2 separate regions of the Homo sapiens genome follow, and region 1 is linked to region 2. The links are chromatin loops, found by intact Hi-C in ENCODE. Cell type or tissue: Caco-2. All regions are shown on one strand. Links, peaks and the distances in the headings refer to the core of each region. The heading gives the core; the rest is flanking DNA.

Evidence for each region. Hi-C counts contacts between places; a loop is a spot of excess contacts. Peaks named below come from ENCODE experiments on the same cell type or tissue, not always from the same donor. Only the 100,000 strongest peaks of a DNase experiment are listed, where the experiment ranks them.
Region 1: it touches region 2 in a loop (5-fold over the local background); 3 of 110 quality-filtered maps call a loop at or near these places.

What each region holds. Positions count from the first base shown.
Region 1 is chr7:90,243,823-90,251,010 of GRCh38, reverse strand. CFAP69 (cilia and flagella associated protein 69) reads right to left here and starts at 5,837. Exons shown (of 23, transcript NM_001039706.3): 1 at 5,467-5,837. The coding sequence starts at 5,586. LOC107986819 (a long non-coding RNA gene) reads left to right here and starts at 5,880. Exons shown (of 2, transcript XR_007060423.1): 1 at 5,880-5,934; 2 at 6,932-7,188. RefSeq lists an enhancer at 4,460-4,972. In Caco-2, for the core only: a CTCF peak has its summit at 5,911; a DNase peak (open chromatin) is centred at 5,880; H3K4me3 peaks cover 1,470 bases.
Region 2 is chr7:90,293,476-90,303,975 of GRCh38, reverse strand. CFAP69 (cilia and flagella associated protein 69) reads right to left here. Exons shown (of 23, transcript NM_001039706.3): 16 at 6,146-6,227; 17 at 3,917-4,109; 18 at 1-7. Among named protein-coding and RNA genes, the nearest start is that of FAM237B, 23 kb to the left of the region's middle. In Caco-2, for the core only: a CTCF peak has its summit at 5,618; a DNase peak (open chromatin) is centred at 5,635.

The DNA of each region.
Region 1 (7,188 bases), core at 4,405-6,904, 53 kb after region 2:
AATAGGTAGCAGCAACTGGTATAGACAACAGCAAATGGAATTAAAAACATCAAGAGGTAGATTCATCAAGACCTAATGAGTTACTGGACGCAGTGGGAGAAAGAAGGAAAAAGCTGAAGACAATTCCCTGGCTTGAGGAATTACATAAATGATTTCACCATTTCCTGAGACAGGGAATGCTGGAGGAAGAGGTTTGTGTTGGGGGTTGGAGATGAGAAAAATTTGGGGCAGAGGTTTCTGAATCATAGGCTTAACGTGACAATTGAAGATTTTGGGTAAATGAGATCACACAAGCAGAGAATAGAAACAAAACAGAACATACATATGTAAATACCAAAATACTATCATCTTAAGATGTTTATGGAGAAATTGTAAAAGCATTCACAAAACCTTTTAAGATCAAAAGTTTAATAAATTGCTTTGAAGACAATCAGACTTACTTCATTCAAATTATAGGATGAACTTATTTCCCACTTTACCCAGGGACATTTCAGAGGGAGAAACCTGCTCATTTGATACTCAGTTACAGGGAAAGAGACTAACACTTATAGTGGTCCTTTCATGTGTCTGGCATTTTTGATCTCAATTAGTCTTCAAATCTACCAAGTAAAGGTAGCACTATTATCCCTCTTAATGAAACTGAGGCCCTGGGACCTAACTTGTTAAAGCCACGTAGCTATTAATAATAAATGGGCCAGCAGGTCTGTCTAATGTAGAAACTCTGGTTCTTTGTTCCTTAGTTCTCTGCCTGACTCCTCAATGGACAACCAAGGAGTCTCTCTCTCTCTCTCTCTCTCTCTCTCTCTCTCTCTCTCTCTCTCTCCTCTCTTTAAAGAGTGGGGGTCTCCCTATGTTGCCCAGGCTAGCTTTGAATTCCTAGGCTCAAGCGATCCTCCTGCTTCAGCCTCTCAAGTAGCTGGCACTATAGACACATGCAGCCAACTACAGAGGTTATTTCTTGCAAAAACCCTATAAACAAGGCTAGACAATTTTAAGCACACAGTTCATGGAAGTATTACTGACAGTGACAGGATATGATATCAACTAAAAGATTGTGGAAGTTCTCATGGGTTCTCAGAGGGAGAGCAAATTTGAGCAAGGAAGTTCAGGCATGATACCTACGCCAGTCAACTAATCATTATATTAATTGTTATTCAAAGTGGGAAATGAGGTCCTCCAACTAGCAGCACAAGCATCACCTGGAAACCTGTTAGAAAAGCGGAGTGCTGGGGTTCATCTAAGACCTACAGAATCAGAATCCACATTTTAATAAGATCCCCATGTGCTCCATATGCACATTAAAATTTGAGAAGCACTGCTCTAAAGGGGGTTGGGATACTTTAGAATGAGGGGAACAAAACTAAATAGAAAATAGATAAATTAGATATCTTGTGATTTCAACATATGATTAAGGTGAATTTCACTGCCAATCCCATCACTCTCCAGGGGATAAAGCACCCTTTAAACTACATTACCTCTACCTTCCTGTAGGAAGCCAGAGCCACATAAACACTGGGATTAATACTAGAAAAACAATCTGAGAACTATCTTCCTATTTGGTAGGTTTTGATACCCAGTGTATTAGTCTGTTTTCACACTGCTATGAAGACACACCCAAGACTGGGTAATTTATAAAGGAAAGAGGTTTAATTGACTCACAGTTCCACCTGGCTAGAGAGGCCTCAAGAAAAACAGTCATGGCGGAAGGCAAAGGGGAAGCAAAGACCTCCTTCACAGGTGGCAGGAAAGACAGAGAGAGAGAGAGCAAAGAGGAAGAACCTCTTATAAAACCATCAGATCTCGTGAGAACTCACTATCATGAGAACAGCATGGGGGAAATCACCCCCATGATCCAATCACCTCCCACCAGGTCCCTCCCTCAACACCTGGGGATTACAATTCGAGATGAGATTTGGGTGGGGACACAAAGCCAAACCATATAACCCTGTAAATATCATCTGAATTTATTTAATAATTTAATAAAGCTGTTATGACTAGAGTCATTAATAATAGCAGAAAGTTACCATTTATGGGGCACTTGGAATGTATGTGCTGGGCACTGTGCTAAATGCCTTACAAATACTTTAATTCTCACAATAATTCGATGAGGTAGGCATTTCTAAAAATATCTTTTACAGATGAGGAAACAGACACAGAAAGGGCAAGCAACATGTCCTAAGTTCCTCACAATTAGAAAATGGCCACCAAAATTCTGGTACTATTTTATTGTTTCGAAACTGGAAAAGTATGATAATCACTTTAAAAAAGAAGACGCTGGAATCACTACAGTAGGGATTATCAAAATTTTTATAGAGAGAAAATTTGAAGATATAATGTTTACATAGAATATGTCTATGAGAAGTTCACAACATGGAATGAAAATAACAATTCAAAATCCCAGATTCCTAAACTATTGTTTTCCCTATTTACTAATAACTTTACTCATAATCTATATTTACATTTTCCATAATTCTATCAGAGAACATTTCAAAGTTATTAAAGTTAGAAAAATCTAATACTCTGTGAATATCATTTGTAGTAGCTTAGATAGAATTTATAGGCGCTATTGCCTTTTACAAAGTTATTTTTGTGAAAGATGCAGGAAAAAAATACCACTTAATGCAGAAGTAAAGCATACACACAGAAAAATCAGCAAAATAACCCGTACATTTTACCTGCTGCCTTAGGCAGCAATATTCAAGCCTATTTCTTTAATTACTAAAAACTAAGGTTAGGGTAACTGAAAGGTTCAATTTAGGTCTGTAATAAAGAAAATGATATAAAACAGCTATCAAAAGCCCAGGTAGCCAAAGTAGCATTTCTATATTAGGAAATCCAGCTGCAACTTAGAAACATCTCTGAAGGGATAAAGTGAGCAGACCGAAATCTGCATTAAAGCAAGTAAGATTTCAGGGGCATCCAGTCTCACTCTCACATCCTGGAAGCCAGTGGGAACAATCAGAATTCTAGAGAATCCCTTAGCTTTAAGGCCCAAATAACTTTATGAGCTCTAGTTCCCTGGATAAAGGATGATGACAATGACAATGATGATGTTGATAACTGCTTGTTTTCAATTATATATATAGGTCTCTCTATAAGTTCTCTATATTATTGTATAAGTTTGCTTATATATTATTTCTTTTTGTTTTGTTTTGTTTTGTTTTTTTGAGACGGAGGCTCACTCTGTCGCCAGGCTGGAGTGCAGTGGCACAATCTTGGCTCACTTCAACCTCTGCCTCCCATGTTCAAGTGATTCTCCTGCCTCAGCCTCCCAAGTAGCTGGACTACAGGCGTGCATCACCATGCCCACCTAATTTTTGTATTTTTAGTAGAGACGGGGTTTCACCATGTTGGCCAGGATGGTCTTGATCTCCTGAACTCGTGATCTGCCCTCCCCAGCCTCTCAAAGTGCTGGGATTACAGGTGTGAACCACCACACCCGGCCTATATATATTATTTAATTTAATCTTTACAATGGACATGAGTACTGTCATTATCTCCATTTGATAGAAAGGTTAAGATACTGGTCTTTGGTCACATAGCTGGTAAGTGATGAAGCTGACAATGAACTGAAGTAGTTGTGATACTCTCACCTTTAGCCACTAGGATATACTGTCTCAGAAGCACACACAGGCAGAAGAGAAGTTTGCAAATGTGCAGTGGTTTGAAAGAACTGGAAACAGTTCCCAGGATCTTTCCTAAACTGGCCTAAGGCAGAGGCCTAAAAGGTTATCATTTTTTCGTTCCAGGGTCTCTAGACCCCCATTCTATGAGTAAAGAAACTGAGTAACTCAGTTAACTTCTCATGAACTTAGGGTTCTCATTTGTAAAAACAACCACAGGCAAAAAACAAGAAGGCTGAGGATCACTAAGATTTCTCCCAGCTATAAAAAGTTCCTATTCTATTTCTTTGGGGAGAAACTACCTTTTTCCTCAGTACTTCGAAAATGTTACTACTCTTAGAATTAGTAATTAACAAGTCAGAAACATGAATTAATGCAAATTGATTGCTTTCTTCTTGGAAGAGAATCCTAGGCCCTGGAAAGAGCAGTAGTAATGAAAGAAAAGAAAGAAAATTAAAATGGGGAGAAAATGCACACACATATACACAGGTATACTTGTTTCATTTGGTATGTTTTGGACTATTTTGGCAATGGCTTTTAAAAAGTATTTTTCCCTAAAAAAAAAAAAAAATCCACGCTTGCTTGCCTTGTATAACGTTGCCCAATTTTTCTTGGAGCAAGTAAAGGAAGACTGAGAGCCATCAGTTATCAAATTCACATACTTTTCAGTTTTGCCCCTTGCCTGGGAGTATGGCTGTATTGTTGATCTTTCTTGCAGCCCAGGGAGTGGAGAGCTATTGTTCCTCAAAATTCTCCCCGCCCAGAGGGGAATAGGTCCACAAAATCGATTAGGCAAATTCCCCTAACACCTATTTCTCCTCATGCAAAATGCTGTTGCTCCGCAGGTTACTGCGTAAATGTCAGACCTCAGAGAGCTCAACTCTATTCCCCAGTCAACTGACCACTCCCAAGGAACTCTCCAAGGCTCCAGGATGTGAACGCAAGAGACAGGGTTCCTGACGCAGCCTGAGATTTGAGAAGCCTCAACAGGAATTCCCACAGTGGCCCCACACCATTAGTGTGAGGCAGGACAGGGTTCCTCCAGGAATTCGCGGCTTTTAAGGCACGATCAGGGCTCTCTGGGGGATCAATGGAATCCTAGTAGGAAACAAACAACTTGGGGTTTCTAAACACCTCCGCCTCGAATAGAGATCCAAGGGCCTCAAATGGAATTTCTCAACAGATCAACTTCCAAGAGTGAATTTTGTATTCATAACAAAAGCAAACCCAAAACCAAATACAGTACAAGCATAATAAAACAAATCAACTCTATTCTCTCCCGGTTCTCTCCGACCCAACGTGTAACAACCAGCTTCCAATTTCATATTTTAAAAATGCTTAATTTCTAATTTAACAGCGTTTTCCTCCCCTCTGGGTGCAGGCTTTAGTCGCAGCAAATTTAAGCATGGGAAAATTTACATCTATATCAAGAACATCACTCGGTAACAGGGATCTACGTATTAAAAAGTTCAGTTCAAACTGATCAGGTCATCAAATCAAGATTTTGCTAAGAATGATTCCTTTCCTCCCTGTAGCTCTATGACCACTTTTCGAAGAAGCGCGGCAAAACCCCGCCTACTCAGTTTGCTAGGACCCTCCAGGAGGACCACACAGCGCTGGTCCCCAGACAGGATGGTTGACAACAGCCAGCCCCTCGCAACCGGTGCAGTTCGCAGGGGGTGGGGGATCAGGATTAGCTCTGCGCTTGGAATCTCCATCCCGCGGCTTCCCCCATCTTCACTCCTGTCCCCAGTTCCACCCTTGCCACCCCCAGGTCTGGACCCCGTCTCGAGACTTCACTCCCACCCCCTCCACCTCTGAAAGCACAGACACCTGCTCATACCTGCGCCTCATCGTCCTCCGTCACCACCCCAACCACCGGGATTTGACTGGAACTGCTAGACTTGTTCCTGATGCCGGATTCCTGGGCCTCGGCGGTCGCCCCGGCTTCCTCTGTCCACATGGCCGGTGGCGGCGGGGTGGAGAGTGGGGGGATCTTCCTGTCCTACAGTGCGCCCGCAGCCGCTGGGCCCAAAGAGGCCCCGCCACCGAGAAGGGAAGGCAGCCTGAGAGTCGCTAGAGTCGCGAAAGGTCCCAAAATTCCGCCAGGGGCCTAGGCCACCGCCATACAGTCCGCTTAGCGCCGCTGCCGCCCCCCAGTTGACCCAGACCTCTGATCCCGGGCCGGTTGTTAACACAAGCCAGCGCGTTGCTAGGGGGCGGGGCCAGAGGCTACGGAAAGCCGGAGAGCCAAACCACCCCAAAGCCTAATTGCACTCCGCGCCCGGCAGGGCGAGTTTGCAGGCTTGCGGTAAGGAGCCTGCAGGATGCACCTCGGTAGGTAGCGGGGAGTGGTGCCTTAGGCTCCCGGTGTGTTTCGGTCTTCATAGTCTTGCTTCAAACAGGCATGAGTGGGTGGAGGGGTGAGGGATGTCTATGGGATACGTTAGGCGTGATACGATGGACGGATAGTGTTGAAAGCGTTTCTCTCACCCCAGGGAAGTGACCAGTCTCGCTTACATTCCCCAGCTTTTATCTGTACTTTAGTGGCCCAACTGGACAGTTAAATAAACAAACATAAAAGGTATTGTACAGAATGTTAAAAGGCTTTTGAGTCAGTTTATTGAATCTAGAGCGAGTTATCCCTTGAAGTCTCACTTTTCTCATCTGTAAAATAGGACTGTTGTGAGGATTGAATGAGATGACAGTGTTTGTTAAGTGGTGCTTGGCACAGCATCCCGTATGGTCAAGATTATCATTATCTTTATTACTGTTTGAGAACTAAAAATTAAATCCTAAGCCCCACAACCGACTGAACGGACCCCCTTTTGGCCAAGAGGACCCCCGATAAACCTTAAAAGCTGAATTCCTCGCCCTGACGGGACGGAAGGACGGACACGCCTCGCTATACCCCCCTACCTCCTCCCTTTTCACGTCCCCCTCACCCCTGGTTTTTTGAGACAGGGTCTCACTGTGTCCCCCAGGCTGGAGTGCAGTGGCAGGATCGTAGCTCTGCAACCTCCAACCTCTGGCTCAAACGATCCTCCCGCTTCAGCCTCGGGAATAGCTGGGAGTACAGGTGCACATGCCACCAAGCTCGGCTCCCCCTCCCTTTGAGGGCTTAGACTCAACAACTGACCAGCATTAATGTTAAAATGGAGATCAGAAGGCTAACAGAATGGACTCTGTGGCAATAACAAATTATAAGCAAGACCTAAGGCCATGCCAGGCAAGAGTTAAGTCACTCACACCTACACTTAAAGAATAACCTTTGTTTTAACTGCTGCAATGTTTTTATTTTTCTCTAGCTGTTAAATAAGAACTGCCCTCGACATAAGCAATATTGAAATAATTGCAGCTCATCCATGGCCAGATGTTGACTAACAAGACCCTCCTGTTCCACAAGTCATAACTGCAGGTTTGATTGGACAAGGGACCGATTCAGTAACTTTCCCCTGATAAAAGACCACCCACTATGGACTGGTTCTGGCAGGTTTACAGAGACTGAGCACTAGTACATTCATGTCTCTGCTTCTCCTTTTGATGTATAGGGACTGTAATGCAT
Region 2 (10,500 bases), core at 4,123-6,622:
TTTGTATCTAATCATTGGATAGCATGAAAATAGAAAAGGGACAGATAAAAACCATAGTAAACAAATACTTAATTTTGAGATTTTAGTCTAGATAACATAAAATATATAAAAATATTGTAGCAAAAAAATAGTGCCTATTACACGGTTACACTTTTGAAATAATAATTAAGCAGCTATTTCTTCCCCACTCTGTGGCAAAACTTAGAGCCTTCATTTTTATTGTTTATGTAAAATATTAAAATTTCACAAAATTACTTTTTAAAAGTAAAACTTCTATGTAAATAATTTAAAAAATTTTGAAATCCAGAACTTGAGTAATGTCAGTTTAACAGTGATGTAACCTTGTTTACTTTTGGTTTCTATATATTATGCTATAAATATAAAAACTATTTTATGATGCTATAGGTCAAAACTCAGAAACAATAAAAATGGATTGAAGATACAAGTCATCAGAAGGGGAAGTATTTACATTTAAAAATAAACAATACTTAAGGAAACATATCTAAAAATAATAAGAGCCATCTATGACAAACCCACAGCCAGCATTATATGGAATGGAGAAAAGCTGGAAGCATTCCCTTTGTAAACTGGCACAAGACAGGCATGCGCTCTTTCACCACATAGTATTGGAAATCTTGGCCAGAGCAATCAAGCAAGAGAAAGAAAAAAAAAAAGCATCCAAACAGGAAGAGGGGAAGTCAAACTATCCCTGTTTGCAGATGACATGAGTCTGTATCTAGAAAACTCCATAGTCTCGGCCCAAAAGCTCCTTTAGCTGATAAACAACTTTAGCAAAGTTGCGGGACACGAAATCAATGTACAAAAGTGACTAGCATTCCTACACACCAACAACAGCCAAGCCAACAGCCAAGTCAGAAACACAATCCCATTCACAATTGCCATAAAAAGAATAAAATACCTAGGAATACAGCTAACCAGGGAGCCAAAAGACCTCTATGATGAGAATTAGAAAATACTGCTTAAAGAAATCAGAGATGACACAAACAAATGGAAAAACATCCCATGCTCAAGGATAGGAAGAATCAATATCATTAAAATGGTTATACTGCCCAAAGCAATTTACAGATTCAATAGTATTTCTATAAAGCTATCAACAACAATCTTCACATAACTAGAGAAAACTATTCAAAAAATCATATGGAACCAGAAAGAGCCCCAATAGCCAAGGAAATCCTAAACAAAGAGCAACACTACAGGCATCACGTTACCTAAGTTCAAACTAAACTACAAGACCACAGTAACCAAAACAGCATAGTACTGGTACAAAAACAGACACAGTTCAATATAACAGAATAGAGAGCCCAGAAATAAGGCTACACACCTACAACTACTTGATCTTCAACAAAGCTGACAGAAACAAGCAATGGGGAAATAACTCCCTATTTAATAAATGGTGCTGGGATAACTAGCCAGCCATATGCAGAAAATTGAAACTGGACCTCTTCCTTATACCATATACAAAAATCAACTCAAGTTGGATTAAAGACTTAAATGTAAAACCCAAAACTATAAGAACCCTGGAAGACAACCTAGGCAGTAGCAATCTGGACTTAGGAATGGGCAAAGATTTCATGACAAAGATGTCAAAAGGAATCACAATACAAGCAAAAATTGACAAATGGGATCTAATTAAACTTAAGAACTTCTGCACAGTAAAAGAAACTATCAACAGGATGAAAAGCCAACCAACAGAATGGGAGAAAATTTGTGCAAACTATGCATCTGACAGAGGTCTAATATCCAGCATCTATAATGAACTTAAACAAATTTATAAGAAAAAACACAACCCCATTCAAAAGTGGGCAAAGGACATGAACAGACACTTTTCAAAAGAAGTCATACATGCAGCCAACAAGCATATGAAAAAAGCTCAATATCACTGATTATTAGAAAAATTCAAATTCAAATCACAATGAAATAGTATCTCACATCAGTCAGAATGGCTGTTATTAAAAAGTCAAAAAATAACATACCGGCAAGGTTGTGGAGAAAAGGGGATGCTTATACACTGTTGCTGGGAGTGTAAATTAGTTCAACCATTGTGGAAAGCAGTGTGGCAATTCCTCAAAGAGCTAAAAACAGAACTACTATTCGACCCAGCAATCCTGTGACTGAGTATATGCTCAGAGGAATATAAACCATTCTATCATAAAGACACACACATGAATGTTCACTGCAGCACTATTCACAATAGCAAAGACATGGAATCAACCTAAATGCCCATCATGACAGACTGGATAAAGAAAATGTGGTCCATATACACCATGGAATGCTATGCAGCCATAAAAATAGTGAGATCATGTATTTTGAGGGAACATGGATGGAGGTGGAGGCCATTATCCTTAGCAAACTAACACAGGAACAGAAAACCAAACACTGCATGTCTTCACTTATAAGTGGGATCTAAATGATGAGAATTCATGGACACATGGAGGAGAACAACACACACTGAGGCCTATTAGATGGTAGAGAGTAGGAGGAGGGAGAGGGTCAGAAAAAATAACTATTGGGTACTAGGCTTAGTACCTGGGTGACAAAATAATCTGTACAACAAACCCTTGTGACATGAGTTTACCCATATAACAAACCTGTATGTGTACCCCTGAACCTAAAATAAAATTTAAAAAAAAAAGTGAACCGTTTAGATGAAACCATAAGAATCTTAAAAGGCTTAGAATATGTAGGCGGGGTGCAGTGGCTCATGTCTGTAATCCCAGCACTTTGGCAAGTGGAGTTGGGCAGATCCCCTGAGGTCAGGAGTTCAAGACCAGCCTAGCCAACATGGTGAAACCCTGTCTCTAATTAAAAAAATACAAAAATTAGCTGGGTATGGTGGCACGTGCCTGTAGACCCAGCTACTCAGGAGGCTGAGGCAGAAGAATCATTTGAACCTGGGAGGCGGAGGTTGCAGTGAGCCGAGTTCATGTCACTGCACTCCAGCCTGGGCGAAAGAGCGAGACTCTGTCTCCAAAAAAAAAAGAAAAAAAGAAAATGTAATATATTGGCCAGGTGTGGTGGCTCATGCCTATAATCCCAACACTTGGCAGAGGCTGAGGTGAGTGGATCGCTTGAGCCCAGGAGCTTGAGACCAGCCTGGGCAACACGGTGAAACCTCATCTCTACAAAAAATACAAAAATTAGCTGGGTGTGGTAGTGCATGCCTGTAGTCCCAGCTACTTGGGAGGCTAAGGCAGGAAAATCGCTTGAGCCTGGGAGGCAGAGGTTTCAGTGAGCCAAGATTGCACCATCACACCCCAGTCTGGGTGACCTGAGTGAAACCCTGTCTCACAAAAAAAAAAGAAAAAAAAAAGAAAAAAATGTAATATAGCAGTATGGAATATGTAAATGAACTAAAAATTATGATACTGTAAGTCTCATTAATTTAGAATCTAGTAATTAAAATTTTTGAACATTTGGACTATTTTTATTTAGGAAACAATATCTTCTTTCATATAAAAAGTAAACTCTATAAACATTAATCAGATCATGTTGCCTAATGGATTTAGAAAAAGGAAAAATGAACAGAAATGTATAAAATACCAAAATATTATTTTGAAGCAATCTATTTACATCTCAATGAAATATTATTGAATCTATCTATAAAAGCAGAAAACCCAAAGAAGCATCTTTAGGAACTACTTTAATTTTTTTTTTAGTTAAAAGAATATAATTAAATACCATTTCTTAAAAATATTCTCTAAAAATATGAACCTACTACTAATTTACTTAGTTTTCTTCCAGTCACTTAGGATAGCAAATTTTTCAAACCCTTGTAAAAAAAAAAAAAAAACTTTAGACAAAGGGGTGAAAGGCCTGATGCTTTCTTAATACCATTTAAAGATCTTTTAAAATATATACATTAATTGCTTCTACTAACAATTATAAATATACTCACCAATGATCTTCCCATTTTTATCACGTTTTACTCCTAGTTCTTTTTCCTCCTTTCTCCACAATTTAATTAAAAGACTAGCAGCTGTCTGATCCTTCTTCCCTTGCCAAGCATTGACATGAGCTGCAGTTTTGGGATTATCACAAAATTCAACCATTATTCCAAGTATTAGATTACAGAATTTTTTTTGGTTCAACTTTAGCAAGGAAACAGAAAAGGAAAAAAGTTGCAATAAATATTAAGAATTATTGTCTTCAAAAAAAAAAGAGAGAAACACTTCTATTATCATTAAGTTTCTTCTAAACTCAGAGTCAGGAAAATCTCCTGTTAAAATGGACACCCATTGTAATGACTATATTTTCAAACATTAGAAATTTAAAAGGATAAAAAGTAAAAGATTTAATATAATTCTGAAGTCATTATAAACATATATCATGACCAAAATGTGACTGATGTGGCTGAGTTGGAAAAAGATTTGCACAAATAAGTGAAGATGTTCATTTTAAGTGGCGAAGCTCGATAGTGTTATACAGAGTTCACTGTAATTACAGGATCTTTCCAATTTATATGCTTTATTAAGGCTTGTAAAGATTCATACTAACTGTAATCTCTTTGTTATTAAGAGAGTAACTGATGGTAACTGCAAATGACAATCACATATGAAAATAAAACAAGATGTAATTTGGTTTTGTGGCAATCATCATCCATAAAAGAGTATTTAAGGATTCAAAAAAATTCTCCTATTATAAAGCATATTTCCTTTATTTTGCTACAAGTAGTTTTCAGTACACCAAAATTTAGGTATAGAAAATTCCATCCAGAGCAATGGCCTCCATAATCTAATTCTTCTATGTGAAATACTTTTTGTTGATTAACTTTTACAGTATACTGTTATTTGAATATAGCAAAGGAAATATGTAAGCTTTTGTTTTAATTGCGAACATCATCAGTTTCCTTTTATAAAATGAAAGGATAATAATATTACCTGCAAAGGGTTATTATGAGTTATATGAGACTCCCTGGTACATAGTCAGCTCTCATTAACATTTAACCATTATTAGCAGTTATCATTACATACTTTATATTTCAGCAGAGTTGTATTAAGCAAAACACTCAAGGAAATGAGTTTTTTTATTTCTCTACTTCAGGAGACAGGCAAATGTGAAAGATTGAAATTGATATAAAATCTTCATTAAATAATATCTGTAATTTGCAATTAATTTGGTTGAATCAGCATTAAATATATTCTAGCAATAATATTCATAATAACAGTAAATACAGGAATCATGTTAGGCACTATATTTAATCTATAATATATATGTATGCATGCACACTTAGATGCACACACAGACATACAATCACTCATTTAATCCTTCCAACAATACAATAAGATATATAATGTTGTTATCTCTGTTTTACAGGTAAAGAAATCGAAAAGAGAGAAATGAACTAACTTTCAGGGAGGTTAAGGGGCACAAATAATTTTAGCACTTTTGCTAAATCAAAGTAGGTTTGTTATTCTGTTAATAAAATCAAGAATAGTGGCAATCATAGAATCACGGACAGGGAGCGGGCTAGAACTCTGTGTGAGAATCTCTCTCAAAATTTTATTGAAACAAAATTGTACGTTTCCTCCCATATCATCCTGACTATGGATTCCAGTTAGAATTGAGGCTAGTAAGGGGCTATATTCTTCACAGCTGCTAGATGGCACTGTCTCTATTGGAAGGCCTAGCTTGCTCACATCTGCTCATTCTGCAAAACAATGGTCCATGAGTCACTAGACTTCTTCAGGTTACCTCCAAATAATACATAGTTCTTTAAAAATGCTTATCTTTGCTCCTTGTCTAACGTGGCCCTTATCTTTTAATATCAGGGGAAGAAACTAGAAGTTATTAATAAATGACTATGGGTTTTCATATGGTCAAGCTCTTCACAAACTGTTTCTTAACAGGTTGATGGAGTACAAAGAAAAACAAATTCTTTGTTCCCGTGTATTTGAAAACACTGAAAAAACACTGGTAAAATGACTTTCCAACCAGAGGAATTTTCAGAGCCTTTAAAACACTGTGTATTATGAATTTCTAGGAGCAATTTTGTTTAAGACCGTACCTTTGAACATGATTTGGGGCACATTTATTCATAGACTTGTGCTCTGTGGCATTCAGTTTGGAAACGGCCTTTAATAGACATATTTGTCTTTTGTCTTATGATTGTTATAGCCATACTTACTGCTAACAAATCCAAAAGGAGAAAAATGCCTTCCTTTTCAAGAAAATAATCCTCTGAGGGATAACATCCCAAAATACAGCACCTTAAATTAAAAGAAAGTTATTCATTTGACAAACATTTATTGTTAAACTGAATTTGTACAGCTTTATCTTTATCAAAGCATTTTCAAAGAATATGTTTTCTTCATTTTCTTAAATCAAGTAGCTAATGTTTTTACCTAAAAAAATAGAACTTTGAAGAAACTTTACCAGCGTTGTTCAGTTTCAACGTTTTTAAAAATCAATATCCATTCTTTTCCATAACTGCCTATTTCTTTCCTACAAATAAAACATTCTCCTTTGCTTTCATGATATTAATTATTCTTAGTGATCATCTCTGGCTGGTCTCATAACTTTTTTTGCAAGATATATCCATTTATTGTTGCTGTAAACCAAAAATAAAATTCTAAGCCCCCCAACCAACTGAACGAACCCTTCTCTCAGCCAAGGCATTCCAAAGTAAACTTGAAAAACTAGTTCAGGCCATGATGGGAAGGAGGGGTTGGACATGCCTCATTATAACTTCCTCCCTTTGGAATTCAGGCACAACTGACCAGTGAGTATTAACGTTAAAACAGAGATCTTAAGAATGAAAAAACAGACTCTTCACAGCAATGAGATACCAAATTCCAACTTGACTCTGGTATAGCATCACATGACAGTAGGCTCTGAAAGAAATCAAAGTATTTTACCCCAAAATATATTCCTTTGACATATTTTTAAATGGTCCTGCAAAGCTGTCTCTTCTAGGGAAAATCTACATTCTGTAGCGAATCCCCTCCCCTGTCCAAGTATTTTCCAGATCCAGGAGAGATTTAACTAAGTCCGGCACCTTTTAAGGTCTGATAAGAGACATTTACCAACTATTCCACATAATAAGAAACTTGGTCTCAACAATCCCTTATTTTAACTCAGATACTCCTTTCTATTGATCCCCAGTTTTTAGATAATAACTTACCCATTTCAACAGATAGCAATCAGGAAATTTCTGAATCCACCTCTGACCTGTAAACTCCTGCTTTGAGTTGCCTTTCCTTTCCGAATCAAACCAATGCACACCTTATGTGTACTGACTGATGTCTTATATCTCCACAAAACGTATAAAACCAAGCTGTAGCCCAACCACCTCGGGCACATTTTCTCAGGACCTCTTAAAACTGTGCCTCAGGCTGGGTGTGGTGGTCAGCCTGTAATACCAGCACTTTGGGAGGCTGAGGGGGGTGGATCACCTGAGGTCAGGAGTTCGAGACCAGCCTGGTCAACATGGCAAAACGAGGTCTCTACTAAAAATACAAGAATCAGCCGGGCATGGTGGTGGGCGCCTGTAATCCCAGTTATTCAGGAGCCTGAGGCAGGAGAATAGCTTGAACCCAGGAGGAGGAGGTTGCAGTGAGCTGAGATCACGCCACTGCACCCCGGGCTGGGTGACAGAATGAGACCCCGTCTAAACAACAACAACAACAACAATAACAACAAAAAACCGTGCCTCAGGCCTTGGTCAATTATATTGGGCTCAGAATGAAACTCTGTAAAATATTTACAGGCCTTGTCGACATTGCTGTTTCAAGATGTTGGTGCACTTTAAACATTGGATAATTATTGATTATATCTCATCTTTGCAGTTGAGATTATTTTGTTAGAGGTGTTTGAATGAGAGCAACTCCATCTTGAATAGGGGCTGGGTGAAATAAGGCTGAGACCTACTGGGCTGCATTTCCAGAAGGTTAAGGCGCTCGAAGTCAACGGATGAGACAGGAGTTCAGCACAGATACAGGTTATTAAGGCTTTGCGGATAAAACAGGTTGCAGTAAAGAAGGCGGCTAAAACCCACCAAAACCAAGATGCTGACAAAAGTGACCTCCGGTCATCCTCACTGCTACACTCCCACCAGCACAATGACAGTTTACAAATGCCATGGCAACATGAGGACGTTACCCTATATGGCCTATAAAGGGGAGGCATAAATAATCCACTCCATGTTTGGCATATCATCAAGAAATAACCATACAAACGGGCAACCAGCAGTCCTTAGGGCTGCTCTGATTATGGAGTAGCCATTCTTTTATTCTTTTACTTTCCTAATAAATTGCTTTCACTTTACTCTGTGGACTCACCCTGAATTATTTTCTGCGCCTGATCCAAGAACCTTCCCTTGGGGTCTGGATTGGGACCCCTTTCCTGTAACATCCTTCTGGCAACCATGGAAGGGACAATAGTGAGAAAACCCCCGACTCAAAGGCTAATATTGGGTAAGTGTTGGGGTCTGGTAACATCTTTCTGGCAAGCCCCGAAGGGACGATACTGAAGAAAGCCCTCAGCCCCAAACCAAAGGAAAGAGACGACAGCACTGGTTGGCCGACCTTGGGTGAGTGGTTGGGTACTCGGCTGAAGGATGGCATTGGGTTAGAGGTCAACTTAGGGGAGTTAGGGTCTCTCCTTAAGTCAAAGTGGGTTAAAAGCCCCTCTTATTAAAAAGCAAGGAAACTTGACCGACCCTGGATTTGAAGGCAAATTTAGGAGGGTTAGAATCCCTTCTAAGATTTAGGAAGTTAGAGGCCCCTCTCAGTAAAGTCCCTTTTGGCTAAGAATGGGTTTGGCACTATGGGATGTTAATTGCTATTCTCTTTGGAATAATCTGCCTTGCACTTTTTGCTTATGGTTATGGGTGAGAGGATTAGGCGCATGTAGGATTGTGGGACAGAGGAAGCTTTTTCCTCCCTAAAAGGGGAAACTTGAGAGCAAATGGGAATGCTGGAAAAGATCCCGTCTCGACTGAAAAGCAACTGGCTGAACTTTTGATTCAGTGTTGGCACCAATGGGCAGGTCTTTCTCTGGCCTCCCTGAGCACCTCACCTTCCCCACACTGCCAAAAGCAATGCTCCCTTCCCTTTTTCCCTTCCCTTCCCCTCTGTGCAAACCAGTTGAATGAATGGTAAAAATCACTGTCTCCTCTGTAAAGTTTTGATTAATGGGAGAAATGATTTGAAAGCCTAATCTTAACCTGTAGCCAATCTGGTGTACTTTGTCTTTCTGTATTGTTCTGTCATAAAGAGGGGTACCTTAGGAGAGAACATAGGGTTAGGACACCTGTAAGCCTGCTTTCAAGATGGCCCAGCAAACTGGTCAGTTACAAACTTTGCTGCAAGTCCCCCAAAAAACTAAAACTGGACGAGGTTTCCCTCGTCTTGTATGTCCTTGGGAGCTTGACCTTGTAACCTTGTGGCCATGCTTTCTCTTTTCACAATGGCGGCCCCGGTCCAGGGTTCAATTCCTGGCTTAGGGAAGGAGTCCTTCATCTTCTGCGTGTCTCCATATTTAAATGTATTATGTGTGTGATGTTTATATATGAAAGAGCTCTAATTAGTTTATTAATAAGAAGAACTTAAATCAAATATTTTTTCAGAAAAGTAAAAAGTAGAATGATGTTCAGTTCATGTGACTTTAGTAATCTTAGGGAAATCAAGACAGTTTTAATAAAGATTATTGGTAAAACAAAAATTCTTCAAAAATGTAACATTTGGTGTAAATTATGCAGATCAGGTATCAGGTTTTCCAAATACTTTACGGTCATAAATGGCTTCTTTGACTTTTGAAAATTGTTCAATTTATTTAGGAGCATTAGATTGTAGATAGGGCTGGGGACATGTGAAATTAGCCATGCCCCCTAGCTATGCAAAGAAGGTTGTAAAGAAAACAGATGTTATATAAAAAACAATCTTGTATGGTAGATTCTTGTCCTAAAGTAAAACAACTGGTTGCTTAAAAAGAGGGATGTTTAGGAAAAGTCAGAAAGTCTAAGCATGTCATAGTCTATGTAAGTCGTGAAAGGATTAGTGAAAGGGAGTTTGTGCAAGAAATGTTGTACAATTTGAAGGTCGTTAGGCCCCCTTAATGCTTCATAAAATGCCACTATGACTCTTACTGTAACTTGCCTGCTTTATGGCTAGGTAAGGCCTGGGACACATGGAATAAGATGCTGGAAAGAGTCAGACCTTATCTGTACTTCTGTCTGGGTCCTAGGCTCCATGCCTAGTACATAATTAGAATGCTGAACTTACCAAGCTTTTTGCCAAAAGCAAAAGTTGCCAAGAGTTAACAGCGTAACAAGTATTTGAGACTACTAAAGAAACAGTTTTATATGTAAGGTGTATAAAGAAAGTGAAATGTGTTTTTGGCAAAAGATTATAAGAAGTCATGGGAATGTGGATTTTTTTTTCCTACATTAAAGGGTATTTTACAATTAGATAAGATAAAGCTGAAGGTTTAAGCAAGTTGGGGCAGATTTGTGAAAAAATTGTAAAAGAAATTCTGTGTGTG